Regions from separate parts of the Homo sapiens genome. Here all the other regions are linked to region 5. Evidence: chromatin contacts called from ENCODE Hi-C or POLR2A ChIA-PET data. All regions are on one chromosome and are shown on one strand. Each heading gives the region's core, a stretch centred on a gene start or an enhancer-like site at or near the end of the contact. The rest is flanking DNA. Distances are from core to core; before and after follow the strand shown.

Region 1 (2,705 bases), core at 146-2,645, 670 kb before region 5:
GCACCTGGCCAATTTTAAACTTATTCTTATGATAATATTTAATCATGTACAAAAGTAGACAGAATAAAACGAACCCATCATTCAACTTCAACAAGTACCAACTTGGTGCCAATCTGATTTCATCTGTTCCCCAACCACTATCTCTCACTCCAGTAGTATTTTGAAGCAAATCCCACACACAGGTCAGTATGTATTTTTTTTTTTTTTGCAGACAGAGTCTCACTCTGTTGCCCAGGCTGGAATGCAATGGCATGATCTCAGCTCACTGCAACCTCCGTCTCCTGGGTTCAAGCAATTCTCATGTCTCAGCTTCCCAAGGAGCTGGGATTACAGGCGTGCGCCATGATGCCTGGCTGTTTTGATAAACTCTCTCCCACATGCTGGCTTTGAGAATCAATTGAAAAGTTAAAAAAGAAAAAAGGAAAAAAAGCCCCAACTTTTTCCCAAAGAGGGTACCTTTGTTCATTATGAGATATTAATACAGTAGGCCAGGCACGGTGGCTCAGGCCTGTAATCCCAGCACTTTGGGAGGCCGAGGTGGGTGGCTCACCTGAGGTCAGGCATTTGAGACCAGCCTGGCCAACATGGTGAAACCCCGTCTCTACTAAAAATATAAAAAAAATTAGCCAGGCATGGTGACATATGCCTGTAATCCCAGCTAACTTGGGAGGCTGAGGCAGGAGAATCGCTTGAACCCGGGAGGCAGAGGTTGCAGTGAGCCGAGATCATGCCATTGCACTCCAGCCTGGGCAACAGGGCGAGACTCTGTCTCAAAAAAAAAAAAAAAAAAAAAAAAAAAAAAAAAAAAGAAATATTAATACAGTATATACAATAAGCTCTAGGTATAACTTAAGTCATAAATAATTCAAATTTACAGCCTTTAACACCCTATGGAGGCCAGGCATGGAGGCTCACTTGAGGTCAGGAGTTGGAGACCAGCCTGGCCAACATGTTGAAACTCCGTCTCTACTAAAAATACAAAAATTAGCTGGGTGTGGTAGTGCATGCCTGTAATTCCAGCTTCTTGAAAGGCTGAGGCAGGAGAATCATTTGAACCTGGGAGGCGGAGGTTGCAATGAGCCAAGACCGTGCCACTGTACTCCAGCCTGGGCGACAGAGCGAGACTCTATCTCAAAATAAAAAATAAAATAAAATAAAATAAAATAAAATAAAATAAAATAAAATAAACAGGCTGGGTGTGGTGGCGCCCGGCGAACAAATTAATCCCAGCTACTCAAGAGGCTGAGGCAGAAGAACTGAAAGACTATATTTGTAACATGCATAGACAAAGTATTAGTATTCAAAATACATTTTAAAAGCCTACAAACCCATAAGAAAAAGTCAAATCAAAAGGAAATGGAGCAAGGACTTGAACATTTTACAAAGAGGAAACATGAATGGCCAACAGATGTAAGAAAAGATTCACAGCCCCACTTGTAATCTGAGAAATGCAAATTAAAACCGCAAGATACCATCTCACACCCACCAGCTCCATAAAAATTTAAGTCTGACCATATCAAGTATTAACAAAGAGGTAAAGTAATGGAAAACCCATATGCTGTTGGTGGCTGTGTAAATTCACACAAACACAGGAAAACAATCTGCCATTACCTTCTGATCAAGCAATTCCACTTCTGTGTAAACCCTACAACAATGATTCTCAGTGAGGTCCCAGGACCAAGAGTGGCAGCATCAGCTGAGAAGTTGTTAGAAGTGCAAATTCTGAGGGCCCCAACCCTGACATACACAATCAAACACTTTGGGGGTGGAGCCCAGCAATCTGAGGTTTAACAAACCTTCCAGGTGATTCTGATGGGCAGCTAAAGTTTGGGAACCACTGCCTGGGAGAAACTCTTGAACATGTGCATGTGCAGGAGACACAAACAGTTTTCATAACAGCATTGTCTGAAACAGCAAAAACAAGGGGACAACCCAAATAACCACTGACAGCAGAATGGATACACAGCTTGAGACATGATCATATAAATGGATACGAAAATGAACAAATTATGCTATGCAAGTAACATGGATGGATCTCAACCTTGAATGAAAAAAGGAAACTGCAGATGATAAACACAGCATAATACCTAAATGAAGTTTAAAAGAATGCACAGGCTGGGCGCAGTGGCTCACGCCTGTAATCCCAGCACTTTGGGAGGCTGAGGCAGGCAGATCACGAGGTCAGGAGTTTGAGACCAGCCTGGCCAATGTGGTGAAACCCCATCTCTACTAATAATACAAAACTTAGGGCTGGGCGCCGTGGCTCACAGCTGTAATCTCAGCACTTTGGGAGGCCGAGGCTGGTGGATCACGAGGTCAGGAGTTCAAGACCAGCCTGGCCAAGATGGTGAAACCCCATCTCTACTAAAACTACAAAAATTAGCCAGGCGCAGTGGCAGGTGCCTGTAATCCCATCTACTAGGGAGTCTGAGGCAAGAGAATCACTTTAACCCGGGTGGCAGAGGTTGCAGTAAGCCAAGATCGCACCACACTGCACTACAGCCTGGGCGACAGAGTGAGACTCGGTCTTAAAAAAAAAAAATTAGTCAGGTGTGGTGGCGTGCGCCTGTAGTCCAGCTACTCGGGAGACTGAGGCAGAAGAACCGCTTGAACCCAGGAGGCGGAGGTTGCAGTGAGCTGAGGTCGCACCATAGCACTCCAGCCTGGGCGAGAAAGTGGGACCGTCTCAAAAAAAAAAAACAAAA
Region 2 (2,700 bases), core at 68-2,567, 640 kb before region 5:
CCAACAATCACCCAACACAACAGAAAGAGATACAGAAGAAGGGCTGTTGGGGATCTCTGACCAGAGGCCAAAGAAAAGGGACACACAAGGGGCTTGGTTCTTACCCAGCCGCCGTTCTCCTGGATCCAAGGCTCTAGGTGGTCATTCAGGTAAGTGGCCATCCAAGCTGCGATCCGACTCACCAATACCTGCATCTCCTTGTCTACGCTTTCCACGCACAGTGCCCCGCCGAAGGAGAAAAAGGCCACAATGCGACCCCAGTTTACCCCATCCCGGAAGAGTTCATTCACTACCTGTTCAAAGCTCTGATATGCTGTCCCTGGGGTGATGTGGAGCTGGGATGTCAGGTCACTGAATGCCCGCCGGTACCGCAGTTCAAACTCGTCGCCTGCCTCCCTCAGCGCTTGCTTTACTGCTGCCATGGGGATCACCTCCCGGGCATCCAAACTGCTGCTGTGGCCAGTGGCTCCATTCACCGCGGGGCTGTCTGCCAGGTGCCAGGATGGGTTGCCATTGATGGCACTGGGGGTCTCCATCTCCGATTCAGTCCCTTCTGGGGCCTCAGTCCTGTTCTCTTCCACATCACTAAACTGACTCCAGCTGTATCCTTTCTGGGAAAGCTTGTAGGAGAGAAAGTCAACCACCAGCTCCCGGTTGCTCTGAGACATTTTTATAATAGGGATGGGCTCAACCAGTCCATTGTCCAAAACACCTGCTCACTCACTGAGTCTCGTCTCTGGTTAGTGATTCTCTTCTAAGATCCAAAGCCAAGATAAGATTCTGAAGGGAGAGAAAGAGCTTCAGGAAAAAAAAATAATTAATATGCATGCCATTTACCCTAAAAATTCCATTCCCCCTCCAGGTACCAGAACTGGTTTCTTTGTGGGTCTTACGAAGGTCTGGGTCTAGGTTCCAAGATACTTCACTTAAGTCAAATCGAAAGCACCAGTGGACTCTGAATCTCCCACCAGCCTTTTCTACCCCCGTCTTCTCCGAAATGCCTTCCTCGGAAAGTCACTCCCTGGGCAGTCCCCCCCGCCCCACTCCCGCTCCCCCGCACCACCTACATTCAAATCCGCCTTAGGCAAAGGCAGGCAGGTGCAGCCCCCGGAAGATCTTTTGTATCACAGGTCGGGAGAGGAGGTGGCTGCGGGGATGCCGGTAACTCAGCCGGCCTCGCGGTGGCTGGCAAAAAAACCAGCTCCGGCCGGAGGGATCATGCGACCCGGCAGGCTGGGAGCCCAGAAGGCGACACAGGAATTGCGAAGCTCAGGAACCAGCCCCCTCGCTTGCTTCCTCCTCCATCGCCCGGATCGAGGGCGGCCGCTCCGCAGCCGCGGCCTCCTGCCACCCGGGAGCCCAGCCCCCTCTCTCTTGCACGCCCCTTGGCTCTCCGCCTCCTACTGGGAGCCAGGAGTACTCTCCCGGAGGTGGCTGGTATGGATTTAGTTGGTTTTTGTTTTTCTTTTTTCTATTTAAGCACCAGCCCAGGGTGAGGTGGAGGCGTCCGAAACCCTAAAGGGACTTCTCAATGGGGTTCAAGGTTTCAGTGAGGGACGCAGGGAGGGGGAAACTGCCTCAGATCTGCAATCTGACTTTGGGAAGGCCACCCCCAGGCCTGTCTGTGATGTTGAAGGCCGGAGACCCCCAACAAATGCCGCTGGTTTGCTCTGAATTCCCCAAAGGCCCAGAACGTGGCAGTTGGGGATTGCCGGGTCCTCCATTCCCCGCCCGGACACAATGGCCGCCGGCGCCCTGCACAAAGACTGGGTGAGGGTGAGGCGCTGGGCCTCTCCTCAGGTCAGGAAGAGGGGTCGAGGCCTGCTCGACGGCCCCACAGCTGAGACCACGTTTTCCTGGGGACAGGCCCAAAGTGGCTTTCTGGCGCCCCCGGGAGGGCTCCGGGGCCGGGGGCTGCACCTCTCCGGAGCCCAGGGTGGGCCGGCTGCGGCCTAGCGGCTTCTCGAGCTCACTAGGCCGGGTACCCGCCGAGCCACCGCCCCGTTGCTAGGCAACCGCCCTCCCCCGGGGGCGCCCCCTAGACCTTCCTGAGAGGAGGGGCCTCGCCCCCGGCGGTCCGCCCCAGCGCAGCCAATCAGCGAGCCCAGCCGGCACGGAAGCGGGACGGCGAAGGCTCCTATTGGGCGCAACGGCTGTCACGCACAGGGGAGGCGGCGCTCTCACCTGCGAGCCCCGCGAGCCGTGGGGGGCCACATCCCCCTTCATCGGCCCGGTAGCTTCCAGACGCAAGAGCTCTTCGCGGCCGAGTTCCGCGCCGCGGACCCGGGCCGGCCTACCTGGCTGCCGGCCTACCTGGCTGACTGCTCGCGCCGTCTCTCCCGAACAAGCCGGCCTCAGTTTCCCCTGAAGAGACAGGGGAACTTGCAAGCTCAGTCACTTCCGGTGCCGCGGCAACGCGCGCGAGCCCGAGACGCAAAGGGAGTGCGCGCCTTGAGTGACTGGCATCAGGACCGGGGAGAGATCGCCCCCTCGCGGTAGATCTGGGGAATCGGGAGGCGCAAAAAATCAACATTTATAATCACATTTCCATTTATTCATTCAGTCAGTCAGTCAGTCACTCATCAGTCAATCAGCCTATTTCATCCGTCCGTCAGTTTATATATAGAAGAAGCATCGCCTTGTGGTTAAGCACTTTGTCTGGATTCTAACTCTGCTAGTTAGGCAAGTTTCTCAACTGCT
Region 3 (2,700 bases), core at 154-2,653, 610 kb after region 5:
GGAGCCCTATGAGGCCCTTCCCTCCCTGAACCTCTGTCTCCCTAGATGGGGTACCAGCAGGTGGGGGCCTCTGTGCTCAACCGTGAACCAACGTGGGCATGGGATGGGGGTGGGAGACAAGGTGGGAGGCCCAGAGCAGGAGGTGAGGGGCTGAGGGCTCAGCTGGGACAGGGAGGCAGCCACAGGGTCTTTGGAGTGCCCCCAGTGAGGCAGGAAAATAGGGTCTGAAGGCAGGGAACATAAGGCCAATTCCCACTTCAGCTAGGACAGGAAATATCCTCTCCGTGGGGTGTAGGCCAAGTAAATAACTTTGTAATTTTACTTCATCCTCTCTATTTACATAGGGTGTACCCCAAGTAACCAGTGGAATCCTCTGGAGGGTATTTAAACTCCCAAAAATTCTATAACGGGGCACTTGAGCCGCTACGCTCGGGCCTGCTCCCTCACTGTGGAGTGTACTTTGATTTTCAGTAAATCCCTTCACTCCTTCCTTGCTTTGTTTGTGTATTTTGTCCAATTCTTTGTTCAAGATTCCAAGAACCAGGACGCTCTCCACCATTAACGCCATCTCCCTGTCCTGTTCCACTTCCTGCCTCTCTTTCCCCCATCTCTGTGTCTCTAGCTGTGACTCTGTCTTCCTGTTTCTCCATCCATTCTCTTTCTGCTTCAGTCTCATTGCCTCCTGTCTTTGGCCTTGTGTTTTCTCCGTCTCCACTTCTCTGCTCTCTCAGGCACTGCTTCTCATCCTGATTCTCTCTCCTCTCAGGCATCCCAGAGTTCTAGTGTTATCGGCGCCCTGGGTCCTTGTAATCTGCCAGGATAGAAATCAAGAGCGATCACCAGACATAGCAGCAAAGAGAAAGAGCTTTATTTAGCTTGTGCACGAGGGAAGTCAGCAACATGAAAGGAAGAGGGCAGGCTGCTCCCCAGGGGAGTGTGTGGGTTAGATTTCTAGGGCCTTTCTATGGAGAGGGGTTTCAGGGTTCCTCCAGGGGAGTGTGTGGGTTAGATTTCCAGGGCCTTTCTATAGGGAAGGGTTTCCCCAGGGGAGCGTGGGGGTCAGATTTCCAGGGACTTTCTGTAGGGAAGGATTTTGCCAGGGCATGTATAGGAGGAGGGGTTTCTCTAGCACTTGCACAGTGGCTCAACACACTTTTTCAAACATTGCATGTAACATCAGCATTTTAAATCTCCGTGCTTGGGCACGATTTGCAGCATTAAAATGAGGAAGAGGGTAAGTTGAAGTTTAAGTCTAACTGCACATGCGGGGCCCCAGGGAAGTCCCTAGCCCCCTAGAGCAGGAACTCGTGGTGAATAGTTTCCTGGGTCTTTGGCTGCTGATTGGCTGGAAGTCAGGTGAGCTACAGTCTGATAAGGGGTTTTTGTACTTTTTCTCTAAACCACATCAAAACCAGGAAACCAGTCAGCCTGCCTGTCTCACGAGCCCCTATTTCCTGTTGTAGATGGTGACCAGCTTGTCCTGGTTTGCTTGGAACTGTCCTGGTTTTCAAATGTAAGGTTCCACATCCTGGGCACCCCCCAGTCCTGGGCAAACCAGAATGGCTGGCCAGACTGTTGCTGTGACTGGAGTGGGGCATACCCTGCCTGCTTTTTTCTGGGCCTTACCTGCTAAGTGGTGTCCAAGGAGAGGCCCTGGGGGTCTGGGTGTGGGATGGGCTGGTGACTCGTCCCTCTGTGCCCTTCCCACCCACTCTTGCCCTCAGTGCTGGTGCCCACCTGGCATCCCGGACACCATCCAGGGCACCCTGGCTGGATGGCCTGTCTTCATGGGCCATGGTGCAGGGCTCAGGCTAGAGATGAGTGGGGGATGGGGGCCCGAAGCCCCTGCTGTGCCTGATGTGCCTTCGGTATGTCCCGTCCCCAGGTGGCTCTGCACTTGATGTCAAGGAACACAGCCATTGCACCACAGCTTGGTCCTCTGACAGTGGCCCAGCCACGGCTCCGAGGATATGCGCCCTCCCTGGGCATTTCCAGGCCTTCCTGTTGGCTGTGTTCTTTGTCCTGATCAACGTCCCCCCGCAGATCCCTCCCTGCACGCAGGAGTTGGTGGTGAGGGACTGGCCCTGCGCTTCGGCTCCTAGATTCTCCATGCAGCAATCACAGCCCAACCACCAACTCCTCACTCATCAGGAGCTCACACTTGCTGCAACCTCAGGCTTCTAGACTTCGGCTGGGGCCATGGATCGTGGCCTCTGAGCTCCACAGGTCCTCATGCATGATGTAGGTGAGATGTGTTTTAAGTCCTCTCTTGGTGCCAATTTACTCAATATGTTCACAAGTTCTAACCACCTTGGATACGGGTTTTTCAAAGCTCAGAGCATATTAGGCCGGTGATGTAATATAACTGTTAAGGGCATGGACCCAGATGGCCTGAATCTGAATTCAAATTCTGTCCTGTATTAGACCCTTTTTTCTAAGCCTCAGTTTTCTCATCTATAAAATGGGTTCAATGATATTACCTACCCCATGAGATGTTGTGAGTATTCAATGAGATCATCACAGTGCCTGGCATGGAAAAATAGCAACTTTTTATTGAGTAGTTGTTTTATGCAAGGCAAGACTACATTTAACCCCCACACCCATGGGATTCAGAGAGGTCGGGTAATTGGTCTAAGGTCACACAGTTAGGAGGAAGCTACATCCCTAACCAGCAGGCTATCCTGCCTCTGCAGTAGTAAT
Region 4 (2,700 bases), core at 21-2,520, 790 kb before region 5:
AGCCTGGCATGGTGGCAGGCGACTGTAGTCCCAGCTACTCAGGAGGCTGAGGTGGGAGAATCACTTGAACCCAAGAGGCGGAGGTTGCAGTGAGCCAAGATTGCACCACCGCACTCCAGCCTGGGGGACAGAGTGAGACTCCGTCTCAAAAAAAAAAAAATTATTCAGTGAAAGTGGATCATCATAAATAAAGATCTTCATCCTGGTCTCTGTGTTGAGGAAGAGGAGGGGGTTGGTCTTGGTGTCTCAGGGGTGGCAGAGGTAGAAAAAAAGTCCACGTTTAAGTGCACCTGCACAATTGAAACCCGTGTTCAAGTTTCAAATGTATCTTAAGATTTACTTAATCGTTGTAACAACACTTTGAGGTACCTACATCATTCTTACGATGGGGAAACTGAGGCAGAGACCGTAAGGGCGGGCCCAGGGGGCATGTGAACCCAGAGTGTCTGGCTTCCAAGACTCGTATTCACCGTGGTGCCGTTTGACATGATCAGGATAATGGATCCCTGGTTCCTTTTGGGGGCAGCATTGGAGAAGGGGGTTTGGCACCGTCAGTCTGACAGCAGGGCTGGCTCCTGCAGTGTGAATGAAGCGGTCTTGTGCTCGACTGTGAAGGGGGGTTAGGACCTGCTTCCCAGGGCGGGTCCAGCTTTCTGAGGGAAAGCCTTCAGAGCCTCCATCAGGCCGGCACCAGGTACCAGTTAAGCACTGGGCAGGGAACAGAAGTGGTCAAACGCCGCTTGCCGCGACTTGAAACTGCTGAATAAATGGATAATGTCAAGCGCTATGGCTTAGGGCAGTAGTACCTCCGGTTCCTACGATCGTGTCTGGGGTCCCTGAGGAGCAAGGCAAGAGTCGGCCATTCAGGAGGTCAGAGTTCAGCTGTTCTTGCACAAGCAGGGAAGCTGAGTCACCCCAAACACGGGCAAGACTAGCGGTGGTATCAAATGGCTATCAGGGGCGGGGCCTCAGGGGCCTGCCCCTGCCTCCCCGCCCTGCGTTTGGATTCCCTCCAGCATTCCGGGCCAGGGCGCGGGAGGCGGAGGCCGAGGAGAGGACGGGAGGAGGCTGCATCCTGCCCTGGTGCGTCAGGAAGGGCCGAGCGAGCGGGAAGGAAAGCACCACCCCCCACCCCCGCCGCGGCCACACCTGGGTTCTCCAGGCGGGCAGGGGGGCCCCCGGGCCGGCGCCTGGCTCCAGCAAGTCTGGGCCGCCTCCCCGCGCCGCCCCGCGGGGGCCGCCAGATGGGCTGCCCGCCCGCCAGCTCAGCGACGCAGGCAGGAAACGCCGGCCGGGCTGCCAGGAACGCGCGCAGGGGAGGGGGCGGGCCCGGCCGGGCCACGCCCGCCGGAGGGGAAGGAGGGGCCAAGCACCGCCCGGCGGGGACTGGTGAGCTCCAAGAGCCTGCGATCCCGGTCCCTGCCTTTACTAGATGGGTTTCCTTGGGTAGGTCGTTTTACTTCTCTGTGCCTCACTTTCCCTACCTGTAAAGCGGGGCTGCCTGTCTCCGCTCTTTTTCCCTTTTCTCTTTTATTTGTGCAGCAGGGTTTCACTCTGTCGCCCAGGCTGAAGTGCAGTGGCGCGATCACGGCCCACTGCAACCTCGACCTCCTGGGCTCAAGCGATCCTCCCACCTCAGGTGGGAATATAGGTGTGTCCCACCACGCCTGGCTTTTTTTTTTTTCCCCTAGTTGAAACGGCGGTTCTCACTCTTGCTCAGGCTGGTCTCGAACTCAGGCTCAAGCAATCTTCCCACCTCGGCCTCCCAAAGTGCTGGGATTAGAGGCGTGAGCCACCGCGCCGTGCCTCAGCTATTTTCGTGTGACCGTGTGATCTCAGGACACTTTCTTTCCCTTCTCTTCCTTGGTTTTCTTACCTGAAAAATGGGGTGAACAATTGAACCTCCCTCAACCATGGGCTAAGCCTTTGTTTTCCTCTCCACCGTAGCCCCAACACTTGGCCCATTGCCTGAAACATGAAGGCACTCAGTATTTGTTGTAAGAGTGACTATAAAGGTTTGGGACAATCCTGAGGGCCTGGCTACAGCAGGCACTTCATAAATGGACACAAATTATCAAATTACCTAGAGTCTAATGTTTACCAACCTGCGGCTTCAGGCAAGTGACTTCCCATCTCTGAGCTTCACTTTCCTCGTCTACATAATGGCTGTGAGGATTAAGTAAAATAAATAAATACATGGAAATCACACATAGTGTGTTCTCAATAGATATTTATGGAAGAGTCTCCAAAATATTAAAAAAAGGGAGATACTATTTTGAGTAAATTTGAGGGCAAGGAATATACAAAGGAGTTAGGTGGCTTGGAAGAAGATTTTTGCTATATATGTAAACTAAGCTGTGTGTGGGTGGGTATTTTGCTTGTTGGTTTTTGAGACAGGCTCTCACTGTAGTCCAGGCTGGAGTGCAGTGTGGCAGTCATAGCTCACTGTAACCTTGAACTCCTGCACTCAAGCCATCCTCCCACTTCAGCCTCCTGAGTAGTTAGGACTACAGGTGCGTGCTACCACACCCTGCTCACTTTGCATTTTTTTTTTATTTTATTTATTTATTTTTTTGAGACATAGTCTCGCTGTGTCGCCCATGCTGGAGTGCAGTGGCGCAATCTCGGCTCACTGCAAGCTCCACCTCCCGGGTTCATGCCATTCTCCTGCCTCAGCCTCCCAAGTAGCTGGGACTACAG
Region 5 (2,700 bases), core at 71-2,570:
ATGGTCTCCTATCAATACTGGCTCTCGCTACGTGTTAACATTAGGGAGTGGAGAGTGTGTTTCCTCACCCAGGGAAACCGTTTAAATGTGGCCACTGATCCTGCCTTCATAGTTTTTAAGAGCTGGCATCAATCCAACTCCGGACGGACTCTAGAAATGTTTCTGGACAACGACTGAACCTATAGTTACAGAAAACCTATGTGCTGGGCGCTCTGAATTTCATTTCAGGTTCTAAAACTAAGGCTCAGAGAGGCTAAGTATATTGCCTATTGTTTCTCAGCTGGTAATAACAGCTACCATTTATTAAACATTTGCTCTATGCCAGGCGCCATATCATACGGACCTGATAATGTCAAGATCTCCCTTCACATCCTCTTCCAATCTGTCAAGAATTGTATGTTAATTTTAATTCCAATAATGCCATGAAATACAAGACAAATGCAGATCAGAAAACTGAGGCTCAGAGAGGTTGAGTGGACAGCCAGGGAGTGACTCAGCCAAGATTCCAGTCTAGGTCCGCTGGACTCCAGGGCCTGAATTCTCTCCAGGGTACTGCCTCTAAAAACGCCCTCAGGTGCATTCTGGTCAGTATGGCCCCAGAGTCCAAGTTCTTTACACGACCCGTCAACATATCACCAAGTTCCTAAGAACGCTCTAGGCTGCTGGTGCAGGCTCTGCAAATACACAGCGGCCTGAAAGCACAGGAAGAAATGAAGAACCGTCTAAGTCCATCAGCCGTGGAATAACCGTTTTACTGGTATGAGGGTCTTTTTGTCTCATTATTATGTGGCAGTGAGTCATTTAGAGGTGACCAAAAGGGAAAGTCCTGCCTCTCGTCCCCTACGAGAAGTGTAGGTAAGAACCGTTTAGGCGAGGAGAAGCACGAAGTGGGAACTGCGAGTCGAGCTCCCCATCCTCACTCCCCACCCGCACCCGCCAGGAGGTCCTGAAGCAAAAAGCACCGAAGGGGTTAAGGGTGGCCGGGGGAGCCCAGCCACCGCCCCTTCCCAGCATCGCCTCCCAGAATCCCGCAGGCCCCCAGCCAGTTCTCGCACCTCGCGAGACTCCACCCAGCCCCTTCCCCGAACAGCGACCCGTCCCCGTTCCTAGCTGAGGTCGGTGCTAGGCGGAGGACGCGAGAGGGAGAGCGGAAGGGGGCCGCCGGGCACGCCGGGAAGTGTGGTCCACGCGCTTCACGCGGCCATATTCTTCCGGAGCGGGGGAGGCCAGAGAGGCCGTTGGGACTACGACTCCCAGGCGCCCTTTCGGTTTGTTTTTGTTCAAAAAAAAAAAACCCCACACTCCCCCTCCTCACTCTTCACACACACTCACACACACCCACGGCAGACACGCACGCACCCGGGCGCCGAAGGGAAAGCCGCGTCTCGCCCTCCCGCCCCGCCGTCGGTCCTGTCTCAGTCCCTCAGCAGAGCGGGAAAGCGGAGGCCGGAGCCGTGACCTCTGACCCCGTGGTTATGCGGAGCCGCCGCATTCCTTAGCGATCGCGGGGCAGCCGCCGCTGCCGCCGTGGGCGACTGACGCAGCGCGGGCGCGTGGAGCCGCCGCCGCCCCTCCCCCACCGCCGCTCTCGCGCCAGCCGGTCCCCGCGTGCCCGCCCCTTCTCCCCGGCCGCACCCGAGACCTCGCGCGCCGCCGCTGCCACGCGCCCCCCCCACCGCCGCCGCCGCCCCAGCCCCGCGCCACCGCCCCAGCCCGCCCAGCCCGGAGGTCCCGCGTGGAGCTGCCGCCGCCGCCGGGGAGAAGGATGAAGGACAAACAGAAGAAGAAGAAGGAGCGCACGTGGGCCGAGGCCGCGCGCCTGGTGAGGCGGACAGCCGAGGGGGGCTCCGTGGGGCCCGGGGTGGGGGGGGCTCGCCGCGCACCCCCCCACTGGGGGGGGAGGGGCAAGGCCCTGCCCACCGCGGGAGGGGGCGGGGCCATCTTCCTTTAAGAACGGGACAGCCCCGCAAGGCGAGGGGTGGGGAGCGCTCCGCCGGGATGGGATGTGGCGCCTTTTTCCGCTCGCCCTCGCGCCCCCCCCGCCCCGCGCAGCTAAATTCCGGCGGAGGGGCGAGCTGGCAGGCCGGCTCCTCCCACTCTGGGCAGCGGGGTCCCGCGTCCCCTCCCCCACTATTTGGCAGCGTCTGGGGGTCTGGGGCAGCTTCGTTCATTCACCCGGGGGAGTTGGGTTTCCGGGAAGGGTCGGAAGCTCCTCCCTCGCTTCCTGGTGGGTAATGGGGTGGTGCCTTTGACTCCGGGGGTGGAAAAGCGACCCCACATTCAAGGACGCCAATGGCATGTTGAGCTTTCCCAATCTAAACCAGGTGCGTGGAGGGAAGCAAGTGCTTACTCCCAGCTTGAACCCTGAGCAGCGGTTCTCTAACTTTAGTGTCCTGTGGGCGACACCTGGGAGGCGGTTAGGAACGCTACTCCTAGGGCCCTTCGTAAGACCTGCTGAGCCTCAGGGTCTGGGATAGAGCCTGGGAATCTGCGCTTTCACCAGCTTCCCAGGTGATTCAAACGCAGTGGCTCACGGACCCCACTTTGAGAAACGCAGACTGGGCTGTTTGCCTTCAGAAGCTGGACTGGAAATTGGTATTTTGAGGAGAACTGAATCCACTTTGCAAAGAATGTATGTTGGACAAAGACAAAGTATCTCTGTTGGGAGACGTTGTTCACTGAGGATTTAGCAAGGGAGAG

What was found. Hi-C counts contacts between places; a loop is a spot of excess contacts on that map. ChIA-PET counts read pairs that join two places held with the same protein, here RNA polymerase II (POLR2A). Pooled maps may share reads with other maps.
Region 1: a loop to region 5 is called in a pooled map, with 5 times the contacts of the local background. The contact joins the enhancer-like site here to the promoter of ASXL1 in region 5. A Hi-C loop is called at or near these places in 2 of 50 pooled maps. POLR2A ChIA-PET finds 5 or more read pairs at or near these places in 2 of 52 experiments (BJ and HEK293).
Region 2: a loop to region 5 is called in a map of naive thymus-derived CD4-positive, alpha-beta T cell, with 8 times the contacts of the local background. The contact joins the promoter of BCL2L1 here to the promoter of ASXL1 in region 5. A Hi-C loop is called at or near these places in 1 of 168 maps with a recorded cell type or tissue (naive thymus-derived CD4-positive, alpha-beta T cell), 1 of 37 single-sample maps with no recorded cell type and 12 of 50 pooled maps. POLR2A ChIA-PET finds 5 or more read pairs at or near these places in 2 of 52 experiments (Caco-2 and OCI-LY7).
Region 3: a map of naive thymus-derived CD4-positive, alpha-beta T cell shows a loop between it and region 5 (17-fold over the local background). The contact joins the enhancer-like site here to the promoter of ASXL1 in region 5. A Hi-C loop is called at or near these places in 1 of 168 maps with a recorded cell type or tissue (naive thymus-derived CD4-positive, alpha-beta T cell), 1 of 37 single-sample maps with no recorded cell type and 9 of 50 pooled maps. POLR2A ChIA-PET finds 5 or more read pairs at or near these places in 1 of 52 experiments (H1).
Region 4: a pooled map shows a loop between it and region 5 (5-fold over the local background). The contact joins the promoter of HM13-AS1 here to the promoter of ASXL1 in region 5. A Hi-C loop is called at or near these places in 1 of 37 single-sample maps with no recorded cell type and 7 of 50 pooled maps. POLR2A ChIA-PET finds 5 or more read pairs at or near these places in 1 of 52 experiments (H1).

Annotation. Positions count from the first base shown.
Region 1 is chr20:31,690,381-31,693,085 of GRCh38, forward strand. All of the region lies in intron 2 of BCL2L1 (BCL2 like 1), which reads right to left. All of the region lies in intron 3 of BCL2L1-AS1 (BCL2L1 antisense RNA 1), which reads left to right. Among named protein-coding and RNA genes, the nearest start is that of BCL2L1-AS1, 17 kb to the left of the region's middle. Within about 2 kb of position 1,396, at least 2 of the 41 ENCODE cell types and tissues checked have a DNase peak (open chromatin) inside an H3K27ac peak, as active enhancers do.
Region 2 is chr20:31,721,551-31,724,250 of GRCh38, forward strand. It overlaps BCL2L1 (BCL2 like 1), which reads right to left and starts at 1,318. Exons shown (of 3, transcript NM_138578.3): 1 at 1,068-1,318; 2 at 105-798. The coding sequence starts at 668. RefSeq lists enhancers at 937-1,692, 1,627-1,686, 1,693-2,447, 2,217-2,416 and silencers at 1,057-1,176, 1,227-1,336, 1,236-1,530, 1,737-2,186.
Region 3 is chr20:32,971,053-32,973,752 of GRCh38, forward strand. No RefSeq gene overlaps it. Among named protein-coding and RNA genes, the nearest start is that of SUN5, 32 kb to the right of the region's middle. RefSeq lists enhancers at 1-353, 997-1,504, 1,505-2,013, 1,539-1,668. Within about 2 kb of position 1,404, at least 10 of the 41 ENCODE cell types and tissues checked have a DNase peak (open chromatin) inside an H3K27ac peak, as active enhancers do.
Region 4 is chr20:31,571,993-31,574,692 of GRCh38, forward strand. It overlaps HM13-AS1 (HM13 antisense RNA 1), which reads right to left and starts at 1,271. Exons shown (of 3, transcript NR_046853.2): 1 at 1,150-1,271; 2 at 807-931. It overlaps LOC107985416 (a long non-coding RNA gene), which reads left to right and starts at 1,018. Exons shown (of 3, transcript XR_005647051.2): 1 at 1,018-1,446. RefSeq lists an enhancer at 628-1,169 and a silencer at 971-1,550.
Region 5 is chr20:32,357,011-32,359,710 of GRCh38, forward strand. It overlaps ASXL1 (ASXL transcriptional regulator 1), which reads left to right and starts at 1,321. Exons shown (of 13, transcript NM_015338.6): 1 at 1,321-1,822. The coding sequence starts at 1,766. RefSeq lists silencers at 1,571-1,620, 1,861-2,020.